2 separate regions of the Homo sapiens genome follow, and region 2 is linked to region 1. A link is a loop called in an ENCODE intact Hi-C map of the cell type or tissue named here. Cell type or tissue: mammary epithelial cell. All regions are shown on one strand. Links, peaks and the distances in the headings refer to the core of each region. The heading gives the core; the rest is flanking DNA.

Evidence for each region. Hi-C counts contacts between places; a loop is a spot of excess contacts. Peaks named below come from ENCODE experiments on the same cell type or tissue, not always from the same donor. Only the 100,000 strongest peaks of a DNase experiment are listed, where the experiment ranks them.
Region 2: it touches region 1 in a loop (5-fold over the local background); 2 of 110 quality-filtered maps call a loop at or near these places.

What each region holds. Positions count from the first base shown.
Region 1 is chr9:86,847,570-86,863,995 of GRCh38, forward strand. No RefSeq gene overlaps it. Among named protein-coding and RNA genes, the nearest start is that of GAS1, 92 kb to the right of the region's middle. In mammary epithelial cell, for the core only: no CTCF peak of the experiment used is centred there; DNase peaks (open chromatin) are centred at 7,762 and 11,682.
Region 2 is chr9:86,909,869-86,926,294 of GRCh38, forward strand. No RefSeq gene overlaps it. Among named protein-coding and RNA genes, the nearest start is that of GAS1, 29 kb to the right of the region's middle. In mammary epithelial cell, for the core only: no CTCF peak of the experiment used is centred there; a DNase peak (open chromatin) is centred at 8,903.

The DNA.
Region 1 (16,426 bases), core at 4,290-12,289:
GGTCAGGAGATCAAAACCATCCTCACCATCCTGGCTAACACAGTGAGACCCCGTCTCTACTTAAAAAAAATACAAAAAATTAGCCAGGGGTGGTGGCGGGCGCCTGTAGTCCCAGCTACTTGGGAGGCTGAGGCAGGAGAATGGCGTGAACCCGGTAGGCGGAGCTTGCAGTGAGCCGAGATCGCGCCACTGCACTCCAGCCTGGGCGACAGAGCCAGACTCCGTCTCAAAAAAAATAAAAAAAAGAAGAACCAGGCATTGTGAACATTAGGAATTACTTCCAGGCAATTTTTCAACTCTGATCATTGCAGACAACTTTGACTTTTGTCATTTTTCAGATAAGACATTAATTATGCATTTCTGGTTTATTATAAGCAATTCAACTGAGTGGATGGTCAAACAAAAACAAAAGCAAACAAAATGATTTCACTCTAGGAAGCATATCTGCTTGTTCCTAATGAGGCTTATTCCCGGTGAGGCTGCCATTGCATGTTGGTACCAGGAGCAGAGTGAAGCTCTGATCTGGCCCCAGGTGGATCTCAGGCTAGTTCTGTAGACTTCTAGACAGGTTCACCACCAGCATCCCATTCCCCTTCTGCCAGCTCACCCAGGTGAGGCCCAGACAGTGACTGAAATATCACCATGGGCTCTCATGAGCAATGACAGTGGAGGAGAGCATCCAGCCAATGCCCAACAGGTAAGTATTGTGAGTAAGACATCAACCTCCAGTGAAAATTTGGGCTGCTGGTTATGGCAACATAACTAAGCCCATTCCCAAGCATGTGAGACAGGGAAAAAGAAAATTGGAAGACTCATATACGTGCTACTCCTGCTAAGTTGTCACTGGGTAATACTCTGATTACTTGGTCTCTTAGTCCTACCCAGTGCCTGGACACTTAATCATGCCTCTCATGGTGGCCTTTGGTTGAGACAGTCCTCGTTCCTCCACTCAGTCTCTACTAAGTCCAGCTTGCTGTCCTCCAGCCCCTCCCACCTCTCTACCCTCCTCTCCTTCCCCTTCATCTCAGTCCATGATCCCTCCCCCACCTTAAGCCTGGGGGAATCTTAGAAGCTCTACTCAAAGTCATGTGATCCCCAAATGTGTTCTCTTTGCAGGAGCCCTCTATGTCTCCCTAAGGGATCAGAATTTTGGAAGCCAATACCAGGAAAACAACATTTTTCTCTGCTTTTTATTTTTTTAATTTCAACTTTTTTAAAATTATACTTTGAGTTCTGGGATATATGTACAGAACATGCATGTTTGTTACATAGGTATACACATGCCATGGTGGTTTGCTGCACCCATCAACCTGTCATCTACATTAGGTATTTCTCCTAATGCTAACCCTCCCTTAGCCCCTCACCACCGACAGGCCCTGGTGTGAGATGTTCCCCTCCCTGTGTCCATGTGTTCTCATTGTTCAACTCCCACTTATGAGGGAGAACATGCAGTGTTTGGTTTTCTGTTCCTGTGTTAGTTTGCTGAGAATGATGGTTTCCAGGTTCATCCATGTCCCTCCAAAGGACATGAACTGGCTGCATAGTATTCCATGTATATGTGTGCCACCTTTTCTTAATCCAGTCTATCATTGATGGCCGTTTGGGTTGGTTCCAAGTCTTTGCTATTATGAATAGTGCTGCAATACACATATGTGTGCATGTGTCTTTACAGCAGAATGATTTGAAATCCTTTGGGTATATACACAGCAATGGGATTGCTGGGTCAAATGTTATTTCTGGTTCTAGGTCTTTGAGGAATCACCACACTGTCTTCCACAATGGTTGAACTAATTTACGCACCCACCAAAGTGTAAAAGCATTCCTATTTCTCCACATCCTTTCCAGCATCTGTTGTTTACTGACTTTTAACGATCACCATTCTAACTGGTGTGAGATGCTATCTCATTGTGATTTTGATTTGCGTTTTTCTAATGACCAGTGATGATGAGATTTTTTTCATATGTTTGTTGGCCACATAAATGTCTTATTTTGAGAAGTGTCTGTTCATATCCTTCACCCACTTTTTGATGGGGTTGTTTTTTTCTTGTAAATTTGTTTAAGTTCCTTGTAGATTCTGGATATTAGCCCTTTGTCAGATGGATAGATTGCAAAAATTTTCTCCCATTCTGTAGGTTGCCTGTTCACTCTGATAGTTTCTTTTGCTGTGCAGAAGCTCTTTAGTTTAATTCAATCCCATTTGTCAATTTTGGCTTTTGTTGCCATTGCTTTTGGTGTTTTAGTTATGAAGTCTTTGCCCATGCCTAGGTTTTGCCATGGTGTTGCCTAGGTTTTCTTCTAGGACTTTTATGATTCAAGGTCTTACATTTAAGTCTTTGATCCATCTTGAGTTAATTTTTGTATAAGGTATAAGGAAGGGGTCCAGTTTCAGTTTTCTGCATATGGCTAGCCAGTTTTCCCAACACCATTTATTAAATAGGAAATCCTTTCCTCATTGCTTGTTTTTTTGTCAGGTTTGTCAAAGATCAGATGGTTGTAGATGTGTGGTGTTATTGCTGAGGACTCTGTTCTGTTACATTGATCTATATATCTGTTTTGGTACCAGTACCATGCTGTTTTGGTTACTGTAGACTTGTAGTATAGTTTGAAGTCAGGTAGCGTGATGCCTCCAGCTTTGTTCTTTTGCTTAGGATTGTCTTGGCTATACAGGCTCTTTTTTGGTTCCATATGAAATTTAAAGTAGTTTTTTCTAATTCTGTGCAGAAAGTCAATGGTAGCTTGATGGGAATAGCATTGAATCTATAAATTACTTTGGGCAGTATGGTCATTTTCACAATATTGATTCTTTCTATCCACGTGCATGGAATGGTTTTCCATTTGTTTGTGTCCTTTCTTATTTCCTTGAGCAGTGGTTTGTAGTTCTCCTTGAAGAGTTCCTTCTCATCCCTTATAAGTTGGATTCCTAGGTATTTTATTCTCTTTGTAGCAATTGTGAATGGGAGTCCACTCATGATTTGGGTCTCTGTTTGTCTATTATTCGTATATAAGAATGCATATGATTTTTGTACATTGATTTTGTATCCTGAGACTTTGCTGAAGTTGTTTATCAGCTTAAGGAGTTTTGGGGCTGAGATGATGAGGTTTTCTAAATATATAATAATGTCATCTGCAAACACAGAAAATTTGACTTCCTCTCTTCCTATCTGAATACACTTTATTTCTTTCTTTTTCCTGATTGTCTTGGCCAGAACTTCCAATACTCTGTTGAATAGGAGTGGTGAGAGAGGGCATCTTTGTCTTGCGCCCATTTTCAAAGGGAATGCTTCCAGCTTTGGCCATTCAGGATGATATTGGCTGTGGATTTTTCATAAATAGCTCTTATTATTTGGAGATACGTTCCATTAATACCTAGTTTATTGAGTGTTTTTAGCATGAAGGGTGTTGAATTTTATCAAAGGCCTTTTCTGCATCTATTGAGATATTCATGTGTTTTTTGTCATTGGTTCTGTTTATGTGATGGGTTACATTTGTTGATTTGCATATGTTGAACCAACTTTGCATCCCAGGGATGAAGCCGACTTGATCGTGGTGGATAAGCTTTTTGATTTGCTGCTGGATTTGGTTTGCCAGTATTTTATTGAGGATTTTCTCATCGAAGTTCATCATGGATATTGGCCTGAAATTTTCTTTTTCTGTTGTATCTCTGCCAGGTTTTGGTATTGGAATGATGCTGGCCTCATAAAATGAGTTAGGGAGGAGTCCCTCTTTTTCTATTATTTGGAATAGTTTCAGAAGGAATGATTCCAGCTCCTCTTCATAGCTCTGGTAGAATTTGGCTGTGAATCCAACTGGTCCTGGGCTTTTTTTGGTTGGTAGACTATTAATTACTGCCTGAATTTCAGAACTTGTTATTGGTCTGTTCAGGGATTGGACTTTTTCCTGGTTTAGTCTTGGGAGGGTGTCTGTATCCAGGAATTTTCCATTTCTTCTGGATTTTCTAGTTCACTTGCATAGAGGTGTTTATAGTATTCTCTAATGGTAGTGTGTATTTCTGTGGGATCAGTGGTGATATCCCCTTTATCATTTTTTATTGTGTCTATTTGATTCTTCTCTCTTTTCTTCTTTATTAGTCTTGCTAGGAGTCTATCTATTTTGTTAATCTTTTCAAAAAACCAGCTCCTGGATTCATTGATTTTTTAAAGGGTTTTTCGTGTCTCTATCTCTTTCAATTCTGCTCTGATCTTAGTTATTTCTTGTCTTCTGCTAACTTTTGAATTTGCTTGCTCTTGCTTCTCTAGTTCTTTTAATTGTGATGTTAGGGTGTCAATTTTAGATCTTTCCTGCTTTCTCTTGTGGGCATTTAGTGCTATAAATTTCCCTCTACACACTGCTTTAGCTATGTCCCAGAGATTCTGGTATGTTGTGTCTTTGTTCTCGTTGGTTTCAAGTAACTTATTTGTTTCTGCCTTAATTTTGTTATTTACCCAGTAGTCATTCAGGAGCAGGTTGTTCAGTTTCCATGTAGTTGTGCGGTTTTGAGTGAGTTTCTTAATCCTGAGTTCTAATTTGATTGCACTGGGGTCTGAGAGAGTGTTTGTTATGATTTCCATTCTTTTGCATTTGCTGAAGAGTGTTTTACTTCCAATTATGTGGTCAATAAGTGCTATGTGGTGCTGAGAAGAATGTATATTCTGTTGATATGGGGTGGAGAGTTCTGTAGATGTCCATTAGGTCCACCTGGTCCAGAGCTGAGTTTAAGTCCTGAATATCTTTGTTAATTTTCTGTGTCATTGATCTGTCTAATATTGACAATGGGGTGTTAAATTCTCCCACTATTATTGTGTGGGAGTCTAAGTCTCTTTGTAGGTCTCTAAGAACTTACTTTATGAATCAGGGTGCTCCTGTATTGAGTGCATATATATTTAGGATCATTAACTCTTCTTATTGCATTGATCCCTTTACCATTATGTAATGCCCTTCTTGGTCTTTTTTGATCTTTGTTGGTTTAAAGTCTGCTTTACCAGAGACTAGAATTGCAATCCCTGCTTTTTTTTTCTTTTCTTTCTTTCTTTCTTTCTTTTTTTTTTTTTTTTGGTTTCCATTTGCTTGGTAAATTGTCCTCCATTTGTTTGTTTTGAACCTATGTGTGCCTTTGCATGTGAGATGGGTCTACTGAATACAGCACACTGATGGGTCTTGACTCTATCCAGTTTGCCAGTCTGTGCCTTTTAATTGGGGCATTTAGCCGGTTTACATTTAAGGTTAATATTGTTATGTGTGAATTTGATCCTGTCATTATGATGCTAGCTGGTTATTTTGTATTTCAACTTTTATTTTAGCTTCAAGGGGCACATTTGCAGGATTATTAAAGGAATACAGTGTGTGGTGCAGAGGTTTATGGTACAATTGATCCCGTCACCCAGGTAGTGTGCACAGAACCCAATAGGTGGTCTTTAACCCTGGCCTCCTTCCCTACCTCCCTCCCTTATAGTCCCTAGTGTCTACTGTTGCCATTTTTGTGTCCATATGCACCCAGTGTTTAGCTCCCACTTATAAGTGAGAATATGCGGTGTTTGTTTTTCTGTTTCTGCATTAATTTGCTGAAGATAATGACCTCCAGCTGCATCCATGTTGCTGTAAAGGACATGACTTCCTTCTTTTTAGGACTGCATAGTATTCCATGGTATACATCAACCATGTCATCTAATTTTTATATGCTTTAGCTCTGTCACATGTCTCTCCAAAAGTAATGACCACAGAGCCACAAGTGAGGTATTCAAAGAGGACAAGAAACACATTGCTTAATATTTCAAAATTATTACACTGCCATTGATTTTTAAAATGTCTTGTTTGGAATAGCACCTATGTCTCACTATTTAAAACAGCCTTAATTGGGGCATCCCTTTGTTCTTTGACATTGATTTTTGTTAATAAGTCTATCTAATGCTGACCTTCTGGGCCAAATCTGATGGAAAAAGGGAGTGATCAGGATGGGACATAAATCTACTGGTCAGAAAATGGACTAAAAATGGGAAAAGTTATATTTCTTGCATGCCCTGTAAAATTCTTTCTGGTGGCAATTTCATTTAAAAGAGAACACTTATTTAAAACACAACTTATTTTAGTTGCAAACCTCTGCTGTCAAGGAATTGGTAAATATGGAAATACAGAGGTGAAAATATCACAATATGAGAAAAAATATACATGCCCAGTGAACAACAGCTCAGAAAAACCTAAGTTTCATGTGAGCAATATCATACTTATTAATAGATGTATCATTATACATCAAGTACAGGCAATGGCACAAAATATGTGCTCGGTAAATCATTGTTGAATGAATAAATAATAGGAAGCGAACAGTAAGAGAGCAAATTACAATAAATTTTATCTTTTCCTTCCCTTTTAATCAGTTTATTAAACATGACAATTGCCATACATTTCAGGTTTATTTATGCACACGTCTTTGGTCTAAATACAAGCCTGATTTGTTCAGATGTCTAAGGTCAACTCAACATAAACTTAGCTTTGCAAATGCCTACTCTCTGTCCATTTACTGTTAGCCTTGCCACCACATAAGGCCATTGGATGATTAGAGTACTGAGTTCATTTTGTGTCTTTGATTTCTGGTTAGTTCACTGATAACAATTCTGGTAAGTTCCCTTTATGACCAAGGAGGTGCTTTGTTTGGATAAATCATATATATATAAAGGTTTTATAAAATAAATCAATTTTTGAATCTTCCTGTGACCAAATTTAAGAACTTTTCAGGGGTAAAAGAAACATAACTCAGCCGGGTGCGATGGCTCATGCCTGTAATCCCAGCACTTTGGGAGGCCGAGGAAGGCGGATCACAAGGTCAGGAGATCGAGACCACCCTGGCTAACACAGTGAAACCCTGTCTCTACTAAAAATACAAAAAATTAGCTGGGCGTGGTGGTGGGCGCCTGTAGTCCCAGCTACACGGGAGGCTGAGGCAGGAGAATGGCACGAACCCGGGAGGCCGAGCTTGCAGTGAGCCGAGATCCTGCCACTGCACTCCAGCCTGGGCGACAGAGCGACAGTCCTTCTAAAAAAAAAAAAAAAACAACAACAAAAACAGAATCATAACTCACTTGTACCTATGAGACCATAAAACCAAGTTGCTTTAGAAAACTTTGTTTTAATTTGCTTTCTAAAGCAGTCAGCTAGGCTAAAAAAATTCATTTTGTCTTTTCTGCGATACTTTACAAGAACTGTGTGATCATCATTTTACTTTATCCACCATTTTTTGTGCCACCCCTTTGAACTCAGTTTTGTTTAAAGTCAAATATTCAGTGTTTTTTAGAAAATGTTATCATGAATTACCAGCAGGAAGGATTCAATGCAACTATGGTTCTTTTCTTCAAGTAGTGATAGAAATTTCACGAACTTAGCAACACTGAAAATTTGGCCTTACACTTGTAACATTTGCCACGTGATACTTTAAATAATCTTCCAAATGTCAACTGTAATATTATCTCTTCCTGCTAAGACAATGGATGGGCCTAAAATTGGCTAGGAAAAGACAACTGGGTCTATCTAGCGTTCTTGGAGGAAGATGCCAGAAAATCTTGATTAATACCATCACTCCCTCTGGAATTAATTTTTAGTTCTCCCATCAGGTGTGTTGATGGAAAGAGGTCTTACAGTTCTAGTAATTGCCCTGGATTCCTTCGCTGTCCTTCATCAGGACCTCTAATGAAGTCTGAGCTGTAGCCTGGGGTTGATGCCAGACTGGAATGCAGGGAGGCTGAAAGCTGACACCAGTTCAACGGAGCAAAGGGCTCTGTGCTGAGGTTGTCTCCATGACAACCTGGGTATTTTCCTGGTGATGCATTTACACAGCAGGGTTAAAGTTCTGTGAAAGCAACAGCTGTTGTAAAAACAGTATATTAAATATGTTTAGGGCTGTAAAATGTGCATTCTCTGTGGCATTTTATTGGAGGAAATTCTAAACATGCAAAATGTATTTAAAACAATGATGGGATATTTCTTTTGACACATTTATTTTTGTTTTTGAAAGGAAGAGTAAGGAAATATTTAATGGTCTTTCTTTCCTAGCATTTTTTTAAAAAATTATCTTTTCATATCAAAATATCCAGCCTACAGCCCTGACCCTATTGTGTCTGCAATAAGTTACTTGACAGGTAACAGTTTGGGGAAATGAAAACAATATGTTTGCTTCTGTAACCAGAATCATTTGTCATGCTTCTTATTTGATGTTGTTCTTTTCTATTCACCATCTTTTAGTCTTTTATGCTAACTGATTATTCTGACAGGTATTTGAAAAAAGAAACAAAACATTTTTCACACAGTTCAAAAAATATGTTGATGTTTTAATAGAACAATTTTTGTTTCTTTGTTTTTTTTACAAACAAATTTATGCCAGGCATTTTGGTACACTGCACTGATTTGCAAGCGGTAACCTGAACTTAACTCAGAATTCTGTAAATCCATGCATCACCGTGGCATTCTGAATAGAGTGACCAACTATCCCAGTTTGACCTGGACAGAAGATTTTCCTGAGACATAAAAATTTTGCTACTAAAATTGAGAAAGTTCCAGGCAAACCAGGACTTCTCGGTCACTCTAGCATTCAACAAACATTGGCCAGCATCTGTCAATATGCCGGGCTCTATACTAAGGCAGTGAGATCTAAAGTCAACTGGTCATTGCTCTGTTCCCATCGCTTTTGGTAATTTTGTAGAAAAACTGCAGCAGATCGATTCTGGCTCTCTACCTGAGTGTGTACATATCTCTAATAGGAGATAATAGAAGGTGGATGTTAGTTTATGTTAGTTCCTGAAATGTTAAGAAACCAAAGCACTCTCAGGTGAGTGTATGTTTCTGCCCCAGGCTGCCATCTTGGTTGGAATGAAGGGCCATTTTCCAGTGGCCTTCTGATTTTCTCTGCCTCCACACCAGTAGAGGCCAGCATTGGCTTGGGAAGCCCATTCATGTCGTACTTTTCCTTGTAGCGGGAGGTGGAGAGTGCAAGATTTCATCTGTCCTGGTCAAATCAAGACAGACCCAGTAAAATCAATCTTGTGGCATTTTACCCTTGCTTTCTTCTGTCCTGGGTATTGAGCAGAGGAAATTAAAAAAAAAAAAATCTGTGAACTCTCCAGCCACAGAGAATACCTGCTGGGAATATTTTTCTAAATCATATGAAGAAAGATATATTGGCTGCATGGCTATACTATCTAATGTAAGTATCCCTGGGAAGTTCAAGAGCAGCTGACAACATTTTCTCTTTCCTTGAAAGCAAGGTTCATAACATTGGTCTACTTCTATTGTTTATGACTAGAGGAAAGGAAGCACCCATGCCCACCTTTTAGAAACAAATCTCCAAAGTAAAAAATAAGGTAGCCAAAGAGAGGCACACCTTGCATTGTAACCAAGCAGGGTGTCCCAATAGTGGGAGTGGAATCCCCCAGCCAACCATACAAAGCAGAAACCCCACGCCTGAGTATCCATTCATTCATTCATTCACCAGATACGTATTGAGTGCTTACGGCATGTCAGGCTCTGATCTAGGTTCTGAGAAAAGAACAGTGGGGAAAAACAAACAAACAAACAAGCAAACAAGGCAGAGATTCTTGCCCTCAGTGAAGTTTACATTCTACTGAAGGAAAGCAAATTAAAACTCTAGAGTTTGCGTGCATGGGAACACAACACGGAGATTACTATTGTCATGGCCCTTATAGAAGAGATTAAAACTCACCTGTTTTCTTAGCTAAATAAACTTATGTTGACAAGTTGACAGACAGACTGAGCAACTATAGTGCATTGTTAAATGCTGGAATGGAGATTTTACAGGTAAATTGGATCTGATCTGATCTTCTGATTTAATCTTGAAGCTGGTTGAGATGAACTGCTTTTTGAAAGCTAGTTCTGTAGCTAGTCTATGGCCAGAATGACCAGATACCACCTGAGGGCCACAGAGAGCTAGATGATTTTGATGAACTGTAGTTCTTATGGACATATAGTCCCAATGGAGAGCATTCTTGAAACTTGATCCTCATGGTTGTGCTAAGAATAAACTTTTCATGGTAGATATGTTTTCCTTTATTTTAAAGCTTCTGTGTCTTTCACTCGGATATCAGAAGTTGACCTATAATATTCAATTTACCACTCAAATAATTTTTTCAAATATTTTGATAGATTTCCAAAAGATTGATCAGAAACTGGAGCCCATGAACAGTGTTAATTTACATGAATAAACTAATGATCTTGAGGATAAATGACTACATTTAATACCAGTTCTTTCAAATACAAGCTACTATAATGGTTTGTTTATAACATTTGTGTCTCTTGGGCTATGCATCTGAACAAAGATAAGGTATAATTTTAATGAGCACTACATCCCACATTTAATATTGTCAAGGATTTTTAAACAATCTCTTCTGCCCATAGCATGGATAGAGGTGGTAAGATCTTTCTTACTTTAAAACAAAGCTCCACTGTAAAGAGAATTCCATTTTATTTCATAGACAAGAAAGAAAGGTTAAACGTGTTCTTTATGAAATAAAAGAAAGCTGTTTTGAGAAAAGAACAGTTTCATATACTATATTCCTAGCAAGGCTACAGCATAAAATTTGATTCTGTTTAAAAATAAAATCATCTTGGAGGAAAGCCATGGAATTGAGCCTAATAGGCACCTGCCAAAAGATCTTATCTGGAGCCATCTCCTCCCAAGTGGGACATGTTTTTAAGCATCTGAAAAGCCTACATCATTTCTACCTACAGCTAAGAGGGCTAGGGTAAGTAGAGAAGGCTTTGGTCTGTGGATCCTTTTAGAGGCATGGTTTGGGTTTACAATCTACTTTTAGAAGATAGAAATAAGTATTTTTAAAAATGGTTTCTGGATTTTGGAGGGTAAGGATGGAATATGAAGTCCTGGGTTGGAAAACTTATGTCCTAAAACTAGCTGGTTGGACCAGTTTCAATCTGGTGGCTTCTAGAATTGAACCCACTGGGACTATCCAAACAGACTGCCTACACTACAGAATTGAGATGGCTGTGGACCACAAATCAGAAGATGGAGCTTTTCTAACTGGCTTTCTCATTAGATCTTGGGCCAGGTTTCTTTAGGGAAATGATTTAATTCATCTAGGAAACTATTTTCTATGCTGTGAGCTGTGTTCCCTTTCCATCATTTGCTTCTGCAGGACTGGGTGCTTCCACTCCAGAGCCATGCCCCACCTCTGGGACTCTCCCACTACCTGCACTCCCAGCACAGAAAGCAGTCTAAGAGAGAGGCTTCTCTAAGATTAGCAAATCCTTCAAAATCCTAACACATCAGCAGAAGGGGGTGCCATCTGATACCACCTTTCTGATGATAGACACAGTAACTTTCTTAGTGGGGAATCCCAATGATCCCTTAAAAGTGAGCTTGGGAAAGAAAGGTTTAAAAGAAGATACACTATTTTCCTGAAACCTAATTTTTTCTAAATTCTAAACCTTTTCTAAATAGATCAATTTCACCTATGGAGCAGCTTGCTGATTTGAAACATGTACAATTGGCCCATTAATGTCTAATTTGCACAAGAATTTTTGGATGTAAGTTTTCATAAGTTTCCAGAAAGCTACCTTGTAGTATAGCCAGTTTCCCAGAACTTAAACAAATTAGATTAATCATGCTAGAAACTAAATAAAAGTGCCTTGTTGGGGCCTGTTTGGGCAAGCCCTAATATTCTCTCCTGTTGGCCAAGAAGAACAGAGCATCTTGGAGGGCTTAGCTACCACCCACTCTGCACGAGAACAGCGATCGGACTCTGAGCTTCAGGGCATATTACTCTTCCTGGGTTCAAACAGATGCCAGAATCTTGTTCTGTTGCAGGGATAAATAGTCACAGCTTTTGGTAATTTTTATAGGTACTTTTTAATCTATGGAGAAGTGTGATTTTCACACACTGGAGCTCAGGGCAACCAACATTTTCTTTTCTGTTATGATCATTTGGCAGAGCTGTTTTAACTCCTCTTCCTGACTTGCTACGTGTCTTTCCCCACCACCTTTCTGTTCTCATGCTGTGTGATCCACCAGCATCTCTGTATGGTTAGGGGTATTTATAAGCCATGGAGCATGCAGTGACACTTGATTTGTTACTGGTGTTGATTTCTTTCATAGAGCTGCATAAGCTTCTTCCTGCATGTCACAGGGCTGCTGGAGCTAGATGATTTTGATGAACTGTAGTTCTTATGGATATTTAGTCCCAATGGAGAGCATTTTTCAAACTTGATCCTCGTGGTTGTGCTAAGAACAAACTTCTCATGGTAGATATGTTTTTCTTTAAGTCTTCTGTGTCTTTCACTTGGATATCAGAAGTTGACCTATAATGTTCAATTTACCACTCGAATAATTTTTTCAAATATTTTGATAGATTTCCAAAAGATTGATCAGAAACTGGAGCCCATGAACAGTGTTAATTGACATGAATAAACTAATGATCTTGAGGATAAATGACTGCATTTTATACCAGATCTTAGCCCTAGCCATGTGCCACTAATCGGCCTGGCTCCGCAGAGAGCATGGAACTGAGCCTGCTGTTGCACGGAGATCGAGTTTATTCCCAGGCATCGTCACTTGATCCCTCCCATGCTCTCACCAGCATTCAGGAACTGAAAATATTTACTTTGTGTTGATCTGACAAAACCCAGTAAATGGCAAACTTTACAGGGCCCAGAATGCATGCCAAAGGAGCAGAGAGAGGGGGATCCGAATAACCCCTGTTCTGCTTGCATGTGGGGGTTTTCTGAGCTGCAGTGCAATCCCAGAGCCAGTCAAGTCTCAGGTTTCTTTGGCCTCTGAAGCCAGTATTTACTGACCAGGGCTTTGGAACTGAATAAAAGTATGTCAGACCACCCATTTTCATCGCTAAATCTCTTTCTTGGAAATGTAGCTGGAAAAGGTTTTCTGATCATTTCTCTATCTCTAGTAAAGATTGCTCCCTCAATGACTTATTTAACACATTTTTACTGAGCTACCATCATTTTCTAGGCTCTAGTCTAGGTGCTGGGTATTTAACAGAGAGCAAGAGGTATTAGCTTCAAGACAATGAATCAATAAGATGATTTCAGATTGAGATAACTGGTAGAAAAGAAACAACCAGGGGATATGATAGAGAGTAACTAGAGCCTTGTGACCAAGGGTGATTATAGCAGGCTTTTCCGAGATGCTGCTATTTGACTCAAGGCCTAAAGAACAATAGGCAGCCATTCACAAATTGGTAGGTCAGTTTTAAGGCAGAAGGAACAGTAAATATAAAGACCTTGTTGACGGGGCGGGGGGTGGGGGGCAGGAAAGAGCTTCCCATGATCAAGGAGTGGAAAAGAAACTGGAGTTCCAGGGACCAAGTGAATGAAAAAAAATGGTGTAGAAGATACCTTGATCACTACCTCCCTACTGTTTTTTCAGGCTACTGATTTGTACTACCATTGCATTAATGGTTTACTCTTGTCATGACACTATACTGGTTTAAACTGCAGGAACATGCAACTAATGCTTGACATAAGCACATAAAATCCTTGAAGCTAAGCAGAAGCAAAATGAAGTGCCACTAACATGCTCCAAGGACACATTGAAATGGTGCAGCCCAGGAGGCTTGGACACCCCAAAGCATGTGGCCACAGGCAACCCACTCTAAGTTCTAGGAATTGTGTTCTATAGTTCTTGAATCCCAGTCTTACAGAACTCCAAGTCATCAATGGCTGCAATTCTCCAAGTGAGCACAGGGTCAGTGTAAGTGGAGTTGTCAGTGGGCATCAAGCAAGATGGCGGGTGCAGGATTGGAGTTTTCTAGACCTGACTGGGAGTTCTGATTCTGCCCTTTCTCTTTGTGTTCTGGGGAAAGTATCTTACTTTGTTGAGCCTCTGCTTGCTTATCTGTTCAATGGAGATGGTGACACCTAGTTTGTAGTATAGATACTATGAGGATAGTATTTGAAAAAAAATCCCATTATATTCTCATATGATTCTTTGAGTGTAATATCTTCATGTATAACTGGCTGTCACATGTAAGGAAATAGCCCTAGAGAAGCTAGTTAATTCCTCCTGTATTTCTTGAGTCAACCAGTAGAAGATGGTGTTTTAATTGGTTCAAGAGAGCAGTGGCTCTTCCTGTGTCTTAGAAACTTTAAGATATCAGCCAGACTGTGATGCTTCTTTCTCCCTTTAAAGTAGAATTATTTATTAAAAATTAAAGAATGATAATGATGTGTCAGCGTAGGCTCATGAATTGTATCAAATGCAGCACTCTGGTGGGGGATGTGGATAATAGGGGAGGCTGAGAATTTGTAGGGTGGGAGGATATGGAAACTCTCTGTACCTTTCACTCAATGTTGCTGTGGACCTAAAATTGCTTTTTAAAATTTTATTTTAAAATTACAGAATGAATTATTTAATGGCTAAATAAGTAGCAGTATAGAATATAGGAATGTTTTTATAATAAAAATTTGTGGAGATACACTGAGGACCAATGTCTCCTTGTGTGTCTTTTTTACCAATGCACATAGATATCATTACTGTAATTTACAATAATTCTTGTCTCCTTAGAGGACATGCTTCCTCTCCTTTCTTTTTTTTTTTTTTTTTTTGAGACTAAGTCTTGCTCTGTTGTCCAGGCTGGAGTGCAGTGGCGTGATCTAGGCTCACTACAACCTCCACCTCCTGGGTTCAAGCGATTCTCCTGCCTCAGCCTCTCGAGTAGCTGGGATTAGAGGCATGCGCCACCATGCCCAGCTAATTTTTGTATTTTTAGTAGAAATGAGGTTTCGCCATGTTGGCCAGGCTGGTCTCTACTCCTGACCTCAGGTGATTCACCCACCTTGGACTCCCAAAGTGCTGGGATTACAGGCATGAGCCACGGTGTCCTGCCTCCTTTCTCAGTTTTTGAAGGTTGTCTTAGTTGCTCTTGATTTTATTTTTACTCTAATATGTGGATTCTGTGTCCCATGCTACAAAATAAATGTTGCTTGAATTTTCATTAGAATTTTATTAAATTAATAGATTAATTTGAGGATAATTTGCATCTTTAGAATGTTATTTTTTTCCCAAGAACATGATTTTTTTTCCCCATTAATCTAGGTCTTCTTTTATGTGCTTAGTAGAATTTTTAAATTTATCAGTATTTCTCAATAAACTTATTTCTGAGTATTTATGTTTATGTTACCTAGCCTGAGGCCTCAATTATATCTTCTAGCTGGTTGATTACTATGTATATAAATTAATGCTATTAACTTTTTCTGTAAGTTTGTAGTTGCACACCTTACTGAATACACGTATATTAGTACAGCCGGCCCTTCATATCCATGGGCTCTGCATGCATGGATTCAACCAAGCATAAATTAAAAATATTTGAAAAAATAATTGTGTCTGTACTGACCTTGTACAGACTTATTTTTCTTGTCATTATTCCCTAAACAATACAGTATAACCAGTATTAACATAGCATTTACATTGAATTAGGTATTATAAGTAATATACAGATAATTTAAAATATATTGGAGCATGTGCATAAATTATATGCAAATACTACATACACCATTTTATATCAGAGACTTGAGCATCCTCGGATTTTGGTAGCAATGAGGAGTCCTAGAACAAATCTCCCTCAATATCGAGGGATGACTCTGTATAGATCAGATATAAACTGATATATATACTTATATATTGTGTGTATATTGTGTATGTGTATATATAATCTATTAATATATGCGCATATATTGCACTTATGTTAATTACAGTTATATGTAATTAACATATAATTTACAATAATTCTTGTCTCCTTATAGAACATGCTTCCTGTCCTTTCTCGGTTTTTAAAGGTTGTCTTAGTTGTTCTTGATTTTCTTTTTACTCTAATATGTGGATTCTGTGTTCCATGCTACAAAAAAAATGTTGCTTGAATTTTTATTAGAATTTTCTTAAATTAATAGATTAATTTGAGGATGATTCACATCCTTAGAATGTTATTTTCTTCTCCAAGGACTTGATTTTTTCCCCATTAATTTAGGTCTTCTTTTTTGTGCTTAGTAGAATTTTAAATACATATATGTGCATATATGTGTCTTTGTGCATATGTTGTGTGTGTGTGTGTATATAATCTCAGAATCCAGAATGTGTAAATAGCTGATACAAATTAACAAGGAGAAATGTGAAAAATCTGATAGACAATTCAGCAAAGGATAGAAACAGGGAATTCACAAAATAGAAGAACCAAATGACCAATAAATGTATGAAAAATCATTTTACCTTACTGGTAATCCGAGAAATAATATAGTTTTCATATGACAATGTGAAAAAAATATAATTTGGTAACAATAAAATTGATGTACAATATCAGATGCTGGCAAGCATCAGGTAAAGGAGAAGCCTCACACTCCTAAAGGGACTATAAATATGTCCAATCACTTTGGAACACAGTTCCTCAGTATCTGGAATATCTGGTGT
Region 2 (16,426 bases), core at 5,334-13,333, 63 kb after region 1:
TCCTGGGACTCCGGGGGTACTGCTGTGGTACCATGGAGCTCTCACCAGCCTCCTGGGCTTGCCTTGTCTGGGTGAGCTGGCTTGTGTGTCTTCAGTGACATCAGAATTTTAGGTACATTTTAAACTTGCCTACTCACTTTCCTCTCTCCACAGCTCCACGGTAGTCATGAAAACCAGCAGCCTCCAACTATGGTAGCTGTCACTAGAGGGAGGAAGCCAGCTTTGGAGTCCTATCCCAAGAGCATTGCCATTATTTGAACTGTCTTGCAGCTCCTTGGAAAAGCACCATTTGCAAGGCTGTGCCTTCATTTGACCTAACCTGGAGCTCACCCACAGGGAAACCCTAACCCCAGGGCATTTGCTGAAAACAATCAGAGGAAATTGTTAACATTATAGCTGCCTGAGACTGTTCTACCACTTAGGGAAAATGAGACCCTTACCAAAACCTGAAAGGAGAGCCTGAAGAATGAGATGTTTGTAGGGGGCTTTGAAAAACTCTGACATATTCCTGGGGATTTACAAAACTGCATACATGTATAGAGCTATGTGCATGACGAGGAAAGACCTCACAGGACCCCAAACTCTCATCTCTGGCTGAACTTGAGGCCCTGCACAAGCAGGAAGTGAAGGCTAAGGCAGAGTTGTAAAATGTTAGAGCATTGAGCATGTATTCCCAGGCAAACTCAGGCCCATTTGACAAAAGATGAAAGACTTATTGCTTTAGGGCCTGTAAGCAAATCTCTGACCAATCGTTCACTGATTACTAAGCTAACTGAGATGAGTTTTCAGTTACTCACACCACAAAGACTATAGATTTTATAGGATTAGTCCAGGAAAAGCACTAAATGAGCAATCAGCAGCAGCAACAACAAAGCAAACAAAACAAATTGGGGGTTGGGATGAGGGTAATTTGACTTCCAGAGTTGCCACACTATATTATCTAAAATGTTCAGTTTCAACAAGAACTTACAATACATGCAAAGAAACAAGAAATTATGTTTCATACACAGGGGAAAAAACTAGCCAATTGAATGTTTATCAGAAAGGATCCAGATATTTGCCTTACAAAACAAAGACTTCAAATCAGCTATTATAAATATGTTCAAAGGACTAAAGGAAGCCATGACTAAAGAGGAAGAGGAATATATAGAAACAGTGCTTCACAAAATAGAGAATACCAATAAAGAAATAGAAATTATTTTTTAAAAAAACAGATAAAATTACAGAAATGGAAAATGTGCAAAAGGGACTCAACAGAAAATATAAACTGAAAGGATAAAGATTAGAGAACTTGAAGACAGGTTAATTGAGATGATCTGGTCTAATGAATAGAGAGAAAAAATGAATAAAAATGAACAGAGTCTCAGAAATTCCTAACGCACTATCCGACATCCCAACATCTGCATAATGGGAATTCTAGTGAGAGAGAGGGGCGGGGGGCAAATAGAATATCTAAAGAAATAATGGCCAAAAACTTTAAAAATTTGATTAAAAAGATTAATTTGAAATAAGCTCAAAAGCGCCAAGTAGGGGCCGGGCGCGGTGGCTCAAGCCTGTAATCCCAGCACTTTGGGAGGCTGAGGCGGACAGATCACAAGGTCAGGAGATAGAGACCATCCTGGCTAACACGGTGAAATCCCGTCTCTACTAAAAATACAAAAAAATTAGCCAGGCATGGTGGTGGGTGCCTGTAGTCCCAGCTACTGGGGAGGCTGAGGCAGGAGAATGATGTGAACCTGGGAGGCGGAGCTTGCAGTGAGCCGAGATTGCACCACTGTACTCCAGCCTGGGCGACAGAGCAAGACTCTGTCAAAAAAAAAAAAAAAGCTTCAAGTAGGATAAACACAAACAAATTCACACCTAAACACATCATAATCAAACTGCCAAAAGTCAAAAACAGGTAATCTTGAAAGCAACTCCTCTTATGAGGCCAGTATTAACCTGATATCAAAAGCAGACAAAGATATCTCAAGAAAACTAAAGGCCAATATCCCTTATGAATATAAGAGTCAAAATCTTCAAAAAAAATGCTAGCAAGCTGAATCCAACAATATATAAAAACAATTATGCATCATGGCCAAGAAGGATTTATTAAGGAACACAAGGTTTGTTTGACATCTGAAAATCAATTATATTGATAGAATAAAAAAACAAAAACCATATCTGCCTAGATGCAGAAAAAGCATTTGACTAAATCCAGCAACCTTTCATAATATGAAGAAAAATACACTCAACAAACTTGAAATAGAAGGAAACTTTCTTAACCCGAGGGAGGCTACCTATGAAAAATTCAGAGCTGGTATCACAGTTAACATTTATAGTCTGAGTGTTTTTCCCTCTAAGATCAGGAGCAAGAAAAACATGTCTGTTCTTGTCATTTCAAATCAACATTGTATTGGAGGTTCTAGCCAAGGCAGTTAAGCAAGAAAAAGAAATGAAAGTCATCCAGATCGGAAGAAGTAAAACTACTCTACTGACAGATATTATAATCTTGAATATAGAGAATCCCAAAGAATCAACAAAAAGAGGAAGTGGCCCTCTGTGGCCCTCCACAGGTTTTTGCATCTGCGGATTCAACCAACTATGGGTGGAAACCTGTGGATATGGTGGGCTGACTGTACACATTTTCCATCTGAGTTGGGTTGAATCCATGGATGCGGAACCTGCAGATGTGAAGGGCAAATTGTACTATGTCATTTCATATAAGAGACTTGAGTCTCTATGGATTTTAGAAGTAATGAACAAGTTCACTGATGTTGCAAGATGCAAGATTAATGCAAAGAATCAATCATATTTCTCTTCACTAACAACAAACAACTCAAAAATAAAAATAAAATTTAAAAAACAATTCCATTTAGAATAGCATCCAAAAATACTTAGTAATAGATTTAATGAAATAACTCATACATCAAAACCTACAAGTTTTGTTGAAGGAAATTAAATTAGATCTAAACAAATGAAAAGACATCTCATGCTTTGGATCAGAAGACTTAATGTTGTTAAGATGGGAATACTGCCCAAATTGTTCTACCTATTCAATGCAATCTCAATCAAAATGCCAATTGACATTTTGTAGAAATCGACAAGCTGATTTTAAAATTCTTATGAAAATGCAAGGGATCCAGAAGAGTCAAAATAATCCTGAAAAGGAAGAAAGTTTGGAAACTTGCAGTAATCAAGACATAACAATAAACATCTAGATTAATGGAGTAGAAATGAGAGTTCAGAAATAAACTCTTACATTTATGTTTAGTTGATTTTCTACAAGAGTTCCAAGGGAATTCAATGGTGAAAATAATAATATTTTCAACAAATGGTACTGAGACTATTGGAAATCTTAGAGAAAAGATTGAAGTTGGTTGCCTACTTCATAACTTACACAAAAATGAAATGAAAATGGGCCAAATACCATATACCCAAATGTAATTGTGAAAACTATAAAACTCTTGGAAGAAAACTCCAAAGTAAATCTTCATAAACTTGGGTTAGGGAGTGGTTTCTTAGATAGGACACCACAAGCACAAACAACAAAACAAAAAATAGGTAAACTGGATTTAATTAAAATTAAAAACTATTGTGCTATAAGTGAGAGCATCGAGAATTGAAAAGATAACCCACAGAATGAGAGAAAATATTTGCAAATCTGGGTACGAGGGTTGGGATCCAGGGTGTATAAAGAACCCAAACTAAGAAATAAAGACAAGTAATACAAATTTAAATAGGCCAGAGGATTTGAATAGACATTTCTCCAAAGAAGGTATATAAACTGTCAATACACACAAGAAAATATGTACAATATTACTAGTTACAGGTAAATTAAATCAGAACCACATGAGATACTACTTCATAGGTACCAGGATGGTTGAAATAAAAAAAGACAGATCATGCCAAGTGACAATAAGCATGTAGAGGGAGTGCAACCATCCCAGATCTTTGGTAGGAATTTTAAGGGTACAGCTGCTTTGGAAAACAATTTGGCAGTTTCTAAAAAAAAGTTAGGGATAGAGTTACTGAGTTAACCCAGCATTTCCACTTTACTTCTCACCCAAGAGATGAAAATATGTGTTTACACAAAAACTCATAGACATATGTTCATAGCAACTTTATTCATAATAACCAAAAAGTGGAAACAATACAAGTGCCCATCAATTGATGAATGGATAGACAAAATGGGATGTGTGTGTACAATGGGAGAGTATTTGGCAATAAAAAGGAATGAAGGACTGATATACACTATGACATGGATGAACCTTGAAGTCATTACGCTAAGTGAAAGAAGCCAGCTACAAAAGACCAAATATGATATGATTCCATTCATATAAAATGTCCAGGATAGGCAAATCCACAGAGATGAAAAGTATAGTGATTCCTTAGGGCTGGAGGGAGAGAAAATGTTGGGGTAAATGGGGAGTGACTGCTAATGGGAACTGGGCTTCCTTCTGGGTTGATGAAAATGTTCTAAAATGAGATGGTGGAAATGATTGTACATGTCTGTAAATATACTAAAAAGTCACTGAATTCTACACTTTCAATGAGTGAATTCATAGTATGAGTTATGTCTCAATAACTCTGATTATACATGTGTATTTCATGTATATGTGAAATAATATGTTTACTGGAAAAAATATCTATTAGGAGAAATACCAGCCAAAAGGAGGTTTCTCCAGCTTGAGTCAGCTCAACCACCAATCTAAATTGGATCTTAGTTAAATCTCTTTCCTTCTCTCAGCCTCAGTTTTCTCATCTGCAAAATGGGCCGATGGTAATACCCATTCTTTGGGCCTCACAGAGTTGCTGTGAGGATCGAACTAGGTAATTAGAGTGAAATCAGTGTTCAGAGATGGACAGGGCAGGAAACCAGGAGTTACATTTAAGTGTAGCTTAGTCTGTAGAGAGTGTCAAGGTTAAGAACATAGACTCTAGGGCCAGGCAGCCTATGTTTAAATTCATCTATAGCACTGACTAGCTGTGTGACCTAGAACAAGTGACTTCACCTTTCTCTGTGTAGTTTCTTCTGTAAAAGGGCATCATAGTATTGCTGCCTTCATAGAGCATTATGAGAATAAAATAATTTAATTAAACACATAAGGAAGCTTTTTAAAAAAAGTTTAGTGTACTAAGAGATTGAAGTAAATTCTGAGAATGCACTGCCCAAACTCTGAATACTACAAAAAAAAGAAAGGGAGAATGGAAAGAGGAAGGAAGGTGATGGGGAGAGGATGGAAGGAGGGAAGAAAGAAAGAAGTAAAAAGAGAAAGAAGGAGGGGACGAAAAGGAAAGGAAAAGAAAAGAAAAATGCATTTTCCAGCTGGAAGGCAGAAATGATACAAAGAAAAAAAAGTATTTTCCGGCTAGAATGCAGAAATAATACAAAGAAAAAAATGTATTTTCCAGCTAGAATGCAGAAATTATACATTTTCGAGGGACTGAGAAAGTTACTGCCTCAAATTGCCATCACTGGAGATTATGAAACAAATTACACTGGGCCGTTTAAAATGGTGATTAATAAATACCCTTTATTTATCAGCTGTAGACATTTTGAGTAAAGACAAAAGGAGGAATGTATTTTTTAAATATCTGGAATTATTCCATTTGACCACATTGCTATAAATGATGGTGAGGATTATAAGAAAGAACTAGTCAAACACAGTTTTTTTTTCTGTTTTTTTAAAAAAAACCCCTCTGTTTGACTAGCTATAGAAAATGTCTGAAATGTCTCATGTGATTTTGCACATAAGATTTTTGACAAAATCTTGAGAGACAATTCATTCTTTAAAAACTACTTCTTGAGCATGGAGGTGAGCTCCTGAGAGGTGAGACCGTTGTAGCTTGAGGGGCCCTAAGACTACATCTAGAACGATGGCTCTTGACTCTAACTAGCAGAATAAACTAACAGAAGCCAGTTTAGCATTTCTCCATGTTGTTTGGAATTCAAACATAATGAAATGAATAAAAACTTTTTTTTAATTGTCTTCGGAGAAATTTACATTTTCATATTGAACAGTTCCATCAAGAATCCCATGCGGTTCCTCACATTTCAGGTCTGAGCCTCAGTGTTTAGCCCGTGGGACTTCAGCAAAATGGCCTGTGCTGTGGAGGAACCCACAGTCTCAGCCTGTGCTTTGGAAGAGCTGAAGATCCACTAGGAGAGGCAGGAGGCTGAATGACATAAATGTCAACCAAAGGATTACAGACAAAGCCACAGAGGATCAGATAGGGAGAAAACTAGAAGAGAGAACTAAGAAGAGATCCCAGGAGATGGCAGTTCAGCTGGTCTTTATGGAACAGGCACTGGGGAGAAGTGTTCCTGATACCTGGGCTTGGATGTGGACTCTGGGAAGTCAAAGGCAGGGCCCATGTACTGGAGGTAATTCTGCTTGCCTGGAATGCAGGGACCACAAGAGAAAGTGATGAGAGAGAAGACTGAAAGATAACATGGTATTTAATCATCCCCAAAACTCAAACCACAATCTATGAAATTTAGAATTAGTTCTTTCAGCTCATAGGAGGATACTTTTAAAAGTTTTAATCAGAAAAATATTATAATTGGAGCTATGCTTTAGAAAAAGTAATCTAGTGACTCCCTTTAAAGAACCTTCACTTGGAAAATTTATTTTCTTTTTTGCTTCTGAGAAACTCTTAAGTTTACTCTTTATAGGGAATAGAATCATCTAATTGTTTTCTTTTTCCATTTGTCTCCCAGGATGCTCAGTGCAAATCTGCCATTTGTTTTTACCTGGCTAAATATTATGGCCTTTATAATCTGCAATCAGTTTCTGCTAGTTTCTGATCTTCCACTCTGATATTTATTTTTCCATGATTCTGACTTTTATACTTTATATTTTATCTTTTATTGAATATATTTATCAATATTACCATAAATCCTCAGGCTAAAATGAGGTAGAGTTATAAATAAGCAGCAACATGATATGTATATCTGAATATAGTTTGTGGCAAAGATTGGGCAAGCATGAGTCTGAGTCCAAGACACTAGTGAGGCAGTACCAGCTCCAATTCCAAGCTGGAATCATAGCAACATGAATGAATGGGGGAGTGTGTCTCAGACAATGAAAAGGTCAGCATCCATGAGATTCATACACTTTGTTTATTACTATTTATATGTATTTATTCATTTATTTATGTAAAAAAATAGAGACAAGGTCTCACTGTTGCCCAGGCTGGTCTTGAACTCCTGGGCTCAAGAGATTTTCCCGCCCCAGCCTCCCAAAATGTTGGGATTACAGGAGTGAGCCACTGTGCCCAGCTGAGATTCATACACTTTAGATGTATGATGTGGAGCAGACCAGGGAGTCAAAGGTGATTGATGCCATGGATTAAGCATGAGGTGACTAGGTTTCCTCAAGAGTGATGGCGGCCTTAATACAAATAAAAAACATAGGAAGAAGAAAAGTTTTGCATGTTAAGGCAATGAGGAAGGTTCCAGGAATGATGACCCATAGTTGGACACATACAACACATGGATAGAAATGGAGAAGAGCCATCGAAAGAGAGGCTGAGCTGGAGAAAAAACTTGGAAATCATCTGTAAGGAGTTGGGAATTGAAAGAGAGAGAGAGAGAGAGAGAGAGAGAGAGTGCAAGTAGGTGAGATTTCCAGAAAGAAGAATATATAGAGTGAAAAGAAAATGGCCAAAAATAGGGTCTTGAACAATGCTTGCATTACAGGGTGGGAAGATTGAAAGGAATTAGAATAGATTCCTAAAAGAAGCAGAAAAATGTGGTGCCAGGAAAGCCTAGGTGGAGAAAGTAATTAAGAAGGACATGTGATCATCAATAGGCAAAACTATTGGATTAATTTATTAGAAAAATCAGTGATAACCTTCAAGAAAACTATTTCAATGGACTGGTGGGGCCAAAGCCAATTTCAAGGTGTTAAGAAATGGTTGGATGTTGGGAAAGTAAAGGGCATGAGTATAGACCAGTAGTTCTCAAACACCACCTGCAAGCCTGGGGGCTTTGAGAAATCCAGCCTCTTGGGCCCCACCTCTGGAGACTCTGGTTCAGTGGGTCTGGAAGCAGTTGTCCTGGTGAAGAGGACAGAACCACATGAATCGTCTTGCCTATGCTTGTCTGTGGCTCATGGTGAGCTTGTTGTTTGGATGGTTGGTTGACTGTGTGGTTTGAGGGGAGGTTACTCTCTAACTCCTAAGGGTGGGATAAATTGATTTGGGAAATAGACTGCAAGAGAAAAGTCTCAAATTGGTGTGCAAGGGTGAAAAATAAGGAACAGTGGGGAAAGGAAAACTGGAAGGAAACGAAGCAGAGGAGGGACAAACAAGGAGTGAACAAATATTAATATGACTGAGGACCTGGAGCCATGGCAGGTACTTGAGAGTAATGTAGAGTGTTGGGAGAAAGAGAGAGAGAGAAATACTAAAATCTAGACAGAAGGGTTTGGAGTTGGTACTTCAGAGCCATGATTCTCCAAATGTGGTCCTCAGGCCTCTGCTCCAGACCTATTGAACTGGGGACCCTGGGGCTGGGCCTCAGCAATCTGCATTTTAGTAAGTTCTCCCATTTGGATGCAAGTTTGAGAACCACTGCTTCAGAGAAAAAAAAACCCCAAAAACAAAAAACAAAACAAAACAAAAAAACAGGCCATATATTTTCTTATTAAATGTACAAGCAGCATAGTGAAAATGATGTTTGGAAAAGATTTTCCAATCAGATATCGGGGTTTGCAAAAAGATAAAAATGGATGAAGTTGAAATAACCTAGATTTGAGAGGCTGGAATAGGGTAACAACTAAAGAAATGGATGGAAGAGGCAAATGCAGCATCAGCACAGGGCTTTGGTAACAGGGCACGTGGAAGGAGAGGGAAGAGAGTCTAAGCATTCCTTATTTGCCTGCCCAGAGCAGCCTGTGGTTTTAGTATCAGTCATGATGATCAACTAAGGAAGTTGGGAAAGGTGTGTGCTATGGGAAAAGAAAGCTCAGAGGTTTCTGTTTTGTTTCAAAGTCCAGGTGATGAAGTTGAGAAGGTGTGTCCTGTAGGTCACTGGACATAAAGAGGGACACAGACATAGCAGACCTGGGGCTGACCCTGGAAGGCGGCAGCTGACACAGCTTGAGAGGTAAGATACATATGTAGGTAACCTTGAGTGACAAATGTACTACACCCTCACTACATGTGAGCCACAGTCAATGACCAGCATCTCAGTTGTAGCTGGAGCATGTTGTGTATATGGGTGGGGGGCAGTAAGAGGGAAGAGCAGTAAAAGGCAAATTTTTTTTTTTTTTTTTGAAACAGAGTCTTGCTCTGTCCCTCAGGCTGGAGTGCAGTGGCGTGATCTCGGCTCACTGCAACCTCTGCCTCCCAGGTTCAAGCGATTCTCCTATCGCAGCCTCCTGAGTAGCTGGGATTACAGGCGCACACTACCAAGCCTGGCTAATTTTTTTTTTTTTTGTATTTTTGGTAGAGACGGAGTTTCACTATGTTGGTCAGGCTGTTCTCAAACTCCTTACCTCGTGATCCGGCTGCCTCAGCCTCCCAAAGTGCTGGGATTACAGGTGTGAGCCACTGTGCCTGGCCGAGGCAAATGTTCTTTAGTCATCTAGTTTAAAATGCATATGTGATCTTGCTTTTATTAGAATGAAATACTGTCCATAATAGATCACCTTATAATTTCAAGTAATGATTTACTTTTTTGTTTGTTTTTAATAAACTTCATTTTTTGGGAATAGTTTTACATTTACAGGAAAATTGAGAAAATAGTAGAAAGAGTTCCCAGATATGCCCTCACTCAGTGTTCACTACTATTAACATGTTCTTTTTTTTTTTTTTTTTTTTGAGACAAGTTCACTCTGTTACCCAGGCTGGAACGTCATCACAGTTCACTGTAGCCTGGGTCTCCTGGGCCCAAGAGATTCTCCCACCACAGCCTCCTGAGTAGCTGAGTAGCTGGGACTACAGGTGCATCACCGTGTCCGGTTAACTTTTTTTTTCTTTGGTAGAGATGGGGGGTCTCATTATGTTGCCCAGGCTGGTCTCGAACTCCTAGTCTCAGGCAATTCTCCTGCTTTGTCCTCCCAAAGTGTTGGGATTACAGGTGTGAGCCACTGCACCAGGCCCACATTATATTTGTATGTTACATTTGTTATAATTAACGAACTAATATGGATATACTGTTATTAACTAAAATCCATAGTTTTTTTAGACTTCTTGAGTTTTGTTGTTGTTGTTGTTGTTGTTGTTGCTGTTGTTGTTTTGAGATGGAGTCTCACTCTGTCTCCCAGGCTGGAGTGCAGTGGCGTGATCTTGGCTCACTGCAACCTCCACCTCCCAGGTTCAAGCGATTCTCCTGCCTCAGCCTTCTGAGTAGCTGGGACTACAGGCGCCCGCCACCACGCACGGCTAATTTTTTGTATTTTCAGTGGAGATGGAGTTTCACTGTGTTAGCCAGGATGGTCTCGATCTCCTGACCTCATAATCCGCCCACCTTGCCCTCCCAAAGTGCTGGGATTACAGGTATGAGCCACCATGCCTGGTTTTTACCTGTTTCTGATTTTTATTTTTCCCGTTGCAGGATCTCATCCAGGCTGTATTTACTTGTCCTGTCTCTGTGGGCTCCTCTTGGCTGATAGCTTCCCAGGCTTTCCTTGTTTTTGATGACTTCACTTGGTTTTGAGTTGTTCTGGTCAAGTATTTTGATGTTTTAAAAATATTATAACAACTAACACTTCCTCAGCATTTTATATGTAGTGTCTCTTAACATTCACAGCACAGATACTTTCTGACTGGATAGTATTACCATGATTATGATTTACATAGGTGGGCAGACCAAGGCTCTCTTTTATTTCTCATGACACGTTTAACAATAGAATGCAGGAGAGTTAGGGTAAGAGGTTGAGGACAGAGGCATACATTTTTTCAAAATCCACAGTTAATTTTTTTTTTTTTTTTTTTTTTGAGATGGAGTCTCGCTCTGTCACCAGGCTGGAGTGCAATGGCGCGATCTCAGCTCACAGCAACCTCTGCCTCCTGGGTTCAAGTGGTTCTCCTTCCCCAGCCTCTGGAGTAGCTGGGACTACAGGCATGCGCCACCATGCTCAGCTTATTATTATTATTATTATTATTTTATTATTATTGTATTTTAGTAGAGATAAGTTTTCACCATGTTGGCCAGGATAGTCTTGATCTCCTGACCTCGTGATCCGCTGACCTCAGCCTCCCAAAGTGCTGGGATTACAGGTGTGAGGCGCTGAGCCCAGCTGATAAATTTCTTTATTTCCCGGCACCACTTCCCCCAGTGGCTTCCAGCTACCCGACCCCCCGCCCCCACCACCCTACCCAGGAGGGCAGTTTAATTTTTTCTGAGATGGATTTGCCCCAGGAAAGCTGTTGGATGGTGCGCTTGCTTATCTCATTCCTTTAGAAGGCTGCTACTCCCCTCTCCAAGCAGGACGTTGGAAACACGGGTTGTAACAGTGTGTCACTTTATGGAGACCTGGGAAAACGGGCCAGGTGGCAGCTCCTCAGTGACTGCAGAAAGCAGCTGTCTGAGGATGAAACTTCATCTCGCCTCGACTCCCTCTTATCCAGCCTCTTAGGAGCAGTCACAATTAAGCCAAATGTCTGACCATTTTTTAATCACCAAGCAGATAATAATTCAAAGGACCAGGCCAAAGCAACCTCTCTGAAAAGATCTTATGAAATAATTTCTCTTCGCAAATCCATAAAAATCGCCCAGGACTCCTTATCAATAGGGAGGCTTAAAGGGGGAGCAGAAGTCATTGGATTATGATGTGCTCATTTTAATGAAATTCCTCTCCTGCTGAGATGTTCCCTGCAGATTTTCCATATTTCAGCCTGGGAAAGGTTTGATGCTTTCCTGCTGGTGCCAAGAGTTAATTGAAAACATTTCAGGATAAATTTGGCTTGGGGGCCAACGCTTCCAGCCCATCATTCTTCTTAGCAATAATAGAAGAGTAATACAATTATTAATAGGCATGTTGTATCCTCTTATGGTGCCCGTGGGTTTAGGAACCGTGTCTTTGACGTTCTTTCTAAAACGCCACACAAAACCCTGAAATGCGAGACTAGGAACTTAGAAGAAAAACAAGCTTTTGCTGCTAAATTATATAGTTTGTCTCTTCCTGTTTGGAGTGGATGAATGGTAGTAGATGATTGCTGCTTTTCCTAAAAAGTTCTATTTTCAAATCTAGCATTGGGATTTGAGAAAGATGCACTTATGGATATTAAAAGAAAATGTATGTAAACATTGGCAAAACAATTTACACAACTAAAATCATGTTAAGTTTTAACGTAGTACTCACTGGGGGAATTATTTTGGCATCATCTATCAAAATTGAATTAGCCTTCAATTTTAAATACAGCCTGTTTTACCCTCTACATGCTATTTGACTGTCTCCTGAACTGTATTGAATAACATAGCAAACTAATATTTAGTCATTGTTATGAACGAGAATTCCAATTCTGATTTTCTTTGCTTTTTAATGTGATTTGGAATGTTAACTCTTTTACTAGCACCTTTCCATGTAGTTTGAACACCTATGATTAAATCTTCTCTTGAAACTTAATCTCTCTGGAGTCCTTGTAGAAACGTTAGGATAACGGAGCAAATCAGAAACACATCTCTGTCCTGGGTGTTGCCTCTTAAAGGGAGGAGTTAACACCATCCAACCTTCAGATATGTTCTTCCTCTAGCCAGGAGCACAGGCAAAATGTGTATGAAGGAATGAGTAAGTCACACAGAGCAGTAGCACCGTTTACTTTTTTAGAGCAGTACTTTAAATCTCTAATCTGACATTTAAGTTAATCATTGTGTCATCTTTTTGTTCTCTAAAAATATGTCAGAGTTTCATACATATATATGCACATTTTAGGTGTATGTTTTAATCTCACTGCACACCCATTTTCTACACAGGGAAAACTGAGATGTAACGGTGTTAAGGGAGTGAGTGGCAAGAGCATTTAGCGTTCTCATCTGCCCTTGGTTTCTCGTTTGCTTTCCCTTCTAGGCTGGAGGCTCAGCGAAGGCAGGGATGTGTTCAATCACTGCTTTTTTTCTCCAGTGCCTAAAAGGGTGCTGAACATTCACTGAATAAATGAAAAAAAACAACAACTGCTGACTCTCCCTGACTCTTGCCTTTACTTGGGGAAAAAAACCCAATTAGAAGTAATTTTCTACTTCATTAAACTATAATTGTGTGGTTTTTGTGGAGTTCTCTAATAAGATCATTTTAACTAAGATGCATAATGAGTACTTTGGGGATATTCTCTTAGATGTTAGCTAGAAAGATTACTGCTTCTGTAGTGGGATTTCAGGACTCTCCATAGAACTACACTGCTGTGGTTTGAATGTGTCCCTAAAGTTTATGTGTTGGAAACTTAATCCCCAGTGCAAGCGTTGAGAGGTGGGACCTCAAGAGGTGATTAGGTCACGGGGGTTCTGCTCTCATGGACAAATTAATGCCATTATTGAGGGAGTAAGCTACTTATACAGGAGTGGGATTCTGATAAAAGAATATTTGGTCTCCTTCTCTTTCTCTCTCTCTCTCTCTCTCATGCTTTTTTGCCCTTCTGCCTTCCACAATGAGATGATGAAACACAAAGGCCCTCACCTGATGTGGCCTCTTGATCTTGGACTTCCCAGAACTGTAAGAGATAAAATTCTTTGTTGAAATAAATTATCTAGTCTGTGGTATCCTTTTATAGCAGCAAAAAACAAACTAAGACATACACCAAAAGATGCCTCCACTTCATCAAACAGACTTTGCATGAAATCTCATAATTCCTTCAGCTCTTGTCAGCGTCCCTCAAAGTGTGATCAATAGACTCTCCTAGGGTGCTTGACAAAAACAGATTCTCAAGGCTTGGCCCTCAGAGATTCTGATTCAGTAGGAAGAAGAGTGGAGCCTAGAAATCTGCATTTTGAACAAGCTCCCCAGATAACTTTTATGTATACTAAAGTGTGGGAAATATTGGATTAAAGTTTTGACCCCTGTTGTAATGAATGTGGCCTTAAAAGAAGCTGTTGCCGGCTGGGTGCTGTGGCTCATGCCTGTAATCCCAACACTTTGGGAGGCCCAGGCGGGTGGATCACCTGAGATGGGGAGTTTGAGACCAGCCTGACCAACATAGAGAAACCCCGTCTTTAATAAAATACAAAATTAGCCAGGCGTGGTGGCATATGCCTGTAATCCTAGCTACCCAGGAGGCTGAGGCAGGAAAATCTCTTGAACCCAGGAGGCAGAGGTTGCAGTGAGCCGAGATTGCACCATTGCACTCCAGCCTGGGCAACAAGAGTGAAACTCTGTCTGAAAAAGAAGGAAGGAAGGAAGAAAGGAAGGAAGGGAGGGAGGGAGGGAGCGAGGCAGGGAGGGAAGGAGTTGTCGTATATAATATGGTATTATTATATGATAAGATACTTGCTTTAGGGGGAATGAGCTTTCTTAAAAGCAAAGCCTAACAATAGAGTCCACCAACAGTAGGATTCTCAATAAAGGAAGTCAAAAATGTAACCACAATGCTGTCACCACTCCAAATCCAACTTCTTTTGAAATCCCCTGTATTAGTTGGCTGGGGCGGCTGTTAACGAAGCACCACAAACTGAGTGCTTAAACAACAGAAATTGACTCAGTCCTGGAGGTTAGAACTCCACGTTCAAGGTGTAGACAGAGTTGGTTCCTTCTGAGGGCTGGGAGGAGGCATCTGTTTCATGCCTCTCCACCAGCTTCTGAAAGTTTGCTGGCCATCTTTGGCATTCCTCGGCTTGGCATCACCCTAATCTCTGCCTTCATCGTCACATGTGTTCTTCCTGTGTGCATGTGTTTGTGTGCAAAGTTCCCCCTTTTCAAAGCAAGGTCACCAGTCATATTGGTCCACTCCAGCATGATTTTATTTTAACATAAGTAAGTTACATCCGCAATGACCCTGTTTCTAAATAAGTTCATATTCAGAGGTACTAGAGGTTAGGACTTCAATCTGTGAATTTGGGGAGGAGCATAATTCAACCATAACATCTTGCATCCTCAACAATAGGCACTAGGGACGCTCGAGTTTGGTGCGGGTCATGTTAGGCCAAAGGCAACAAGTCCCCCACTGCAGCTTGGTTGCATAGACATGTCCCAGCAATGGCAGCCACATCAAGTGTAGCATGGACTGTCCCCTACAGTCACAGCCTGAGCTGCTGGATGACAGGCATTGTGGGGAAGTGGAGACAATGGAAGGAAAAACAGAGGCTGAAGCAGAGGAACTAAAAGAGGAAGCTGGAGAAATTGCTGCTGCCAATGACATCCCAAAATTTCTATATCCAGGAGCTTAGGGGCACCATCAATATGGTTGACAGGGGAGACTGGGAAACTTTTCCTGTTTCTTTTTTTTATTTTAAAAATATGTTTAGTTTTCTTGGAGACAGGGTCTTGCTCTGTCACCCAGACTGGAGTGCAATGGTGTGATCAGAGCTCACTGTAGCCTTTAACTTCTAGGCTGAAGCAATCCTCCTGCCTCAGTCTCCTGAGTAACTCGGACTACAGACACTCAGCACCAAGCCCAGCTAACATTTTTATTCTTATTTTTTGTAGAGCCAGAGGTCTCACTGTGTTACCCAGGCTGTTCTAGAACTCCTGGCCTCAAGTAATTCTCCTGCTCTAGCCTTCCAAAGTGCTGAGATTACAGGTGTGAGCCACCACACCTGGCCCTTTTCTTGTTTCTAAGTGTTGACTTAGCCAGGCTGCCATCATTCTCATGTAGCTCATATCAATATTTGGATGGTTGTGGGGGGATTGATACAACTGTGGGGGTGACTGAAGCATGCCTCTCCCCTCACCACACCTTGACTCTGCTATTTGTGGCTGACCAGTGGTGATGATGACGACAATGATAATTATGACATTGTCTCTATAGCATGCAGCATAGTTCCTGGCACACATGAGACACTTAGTGAATATTGGTTGAATGAATAGCTTGAAAGGGCTAAAGCCTCACTTAAGACCAAGCATGTTTGCTTCCTGGGAGAAACATTACAAACAAATTAAAGTCAGATGGCATGTCTGGAATGCATTTACTTGGCAAAAAAGAATCTATTCCAGAAGATTTGGCTTGGCTCTGGGATGTTTTGTATAACCTTAAGTTAGAAATGAATATTTAAAATGAGACTCAGTAAATAAGGCTAAATATAGGACTAACACATACAGACTCTTGGAACTTTATCACTAATGAAAGCTGCCTTTGTCACCCATTCCCAGTGGAAAATGTTTGTATCAGAAGCTGAAGAAGAGATGTTCTCAGGACCCAATACCTTTGAGATGACTCTAATCCTACACTAGGGTCACATAATTTGTGGGTCCACTAATCATAATAGCACCTCACATTTGATTGGGCCTTTCTGGTGCACAGAATGAACTTCATTGTATGCACTCATGAGGTGCACATTTTACCCTCT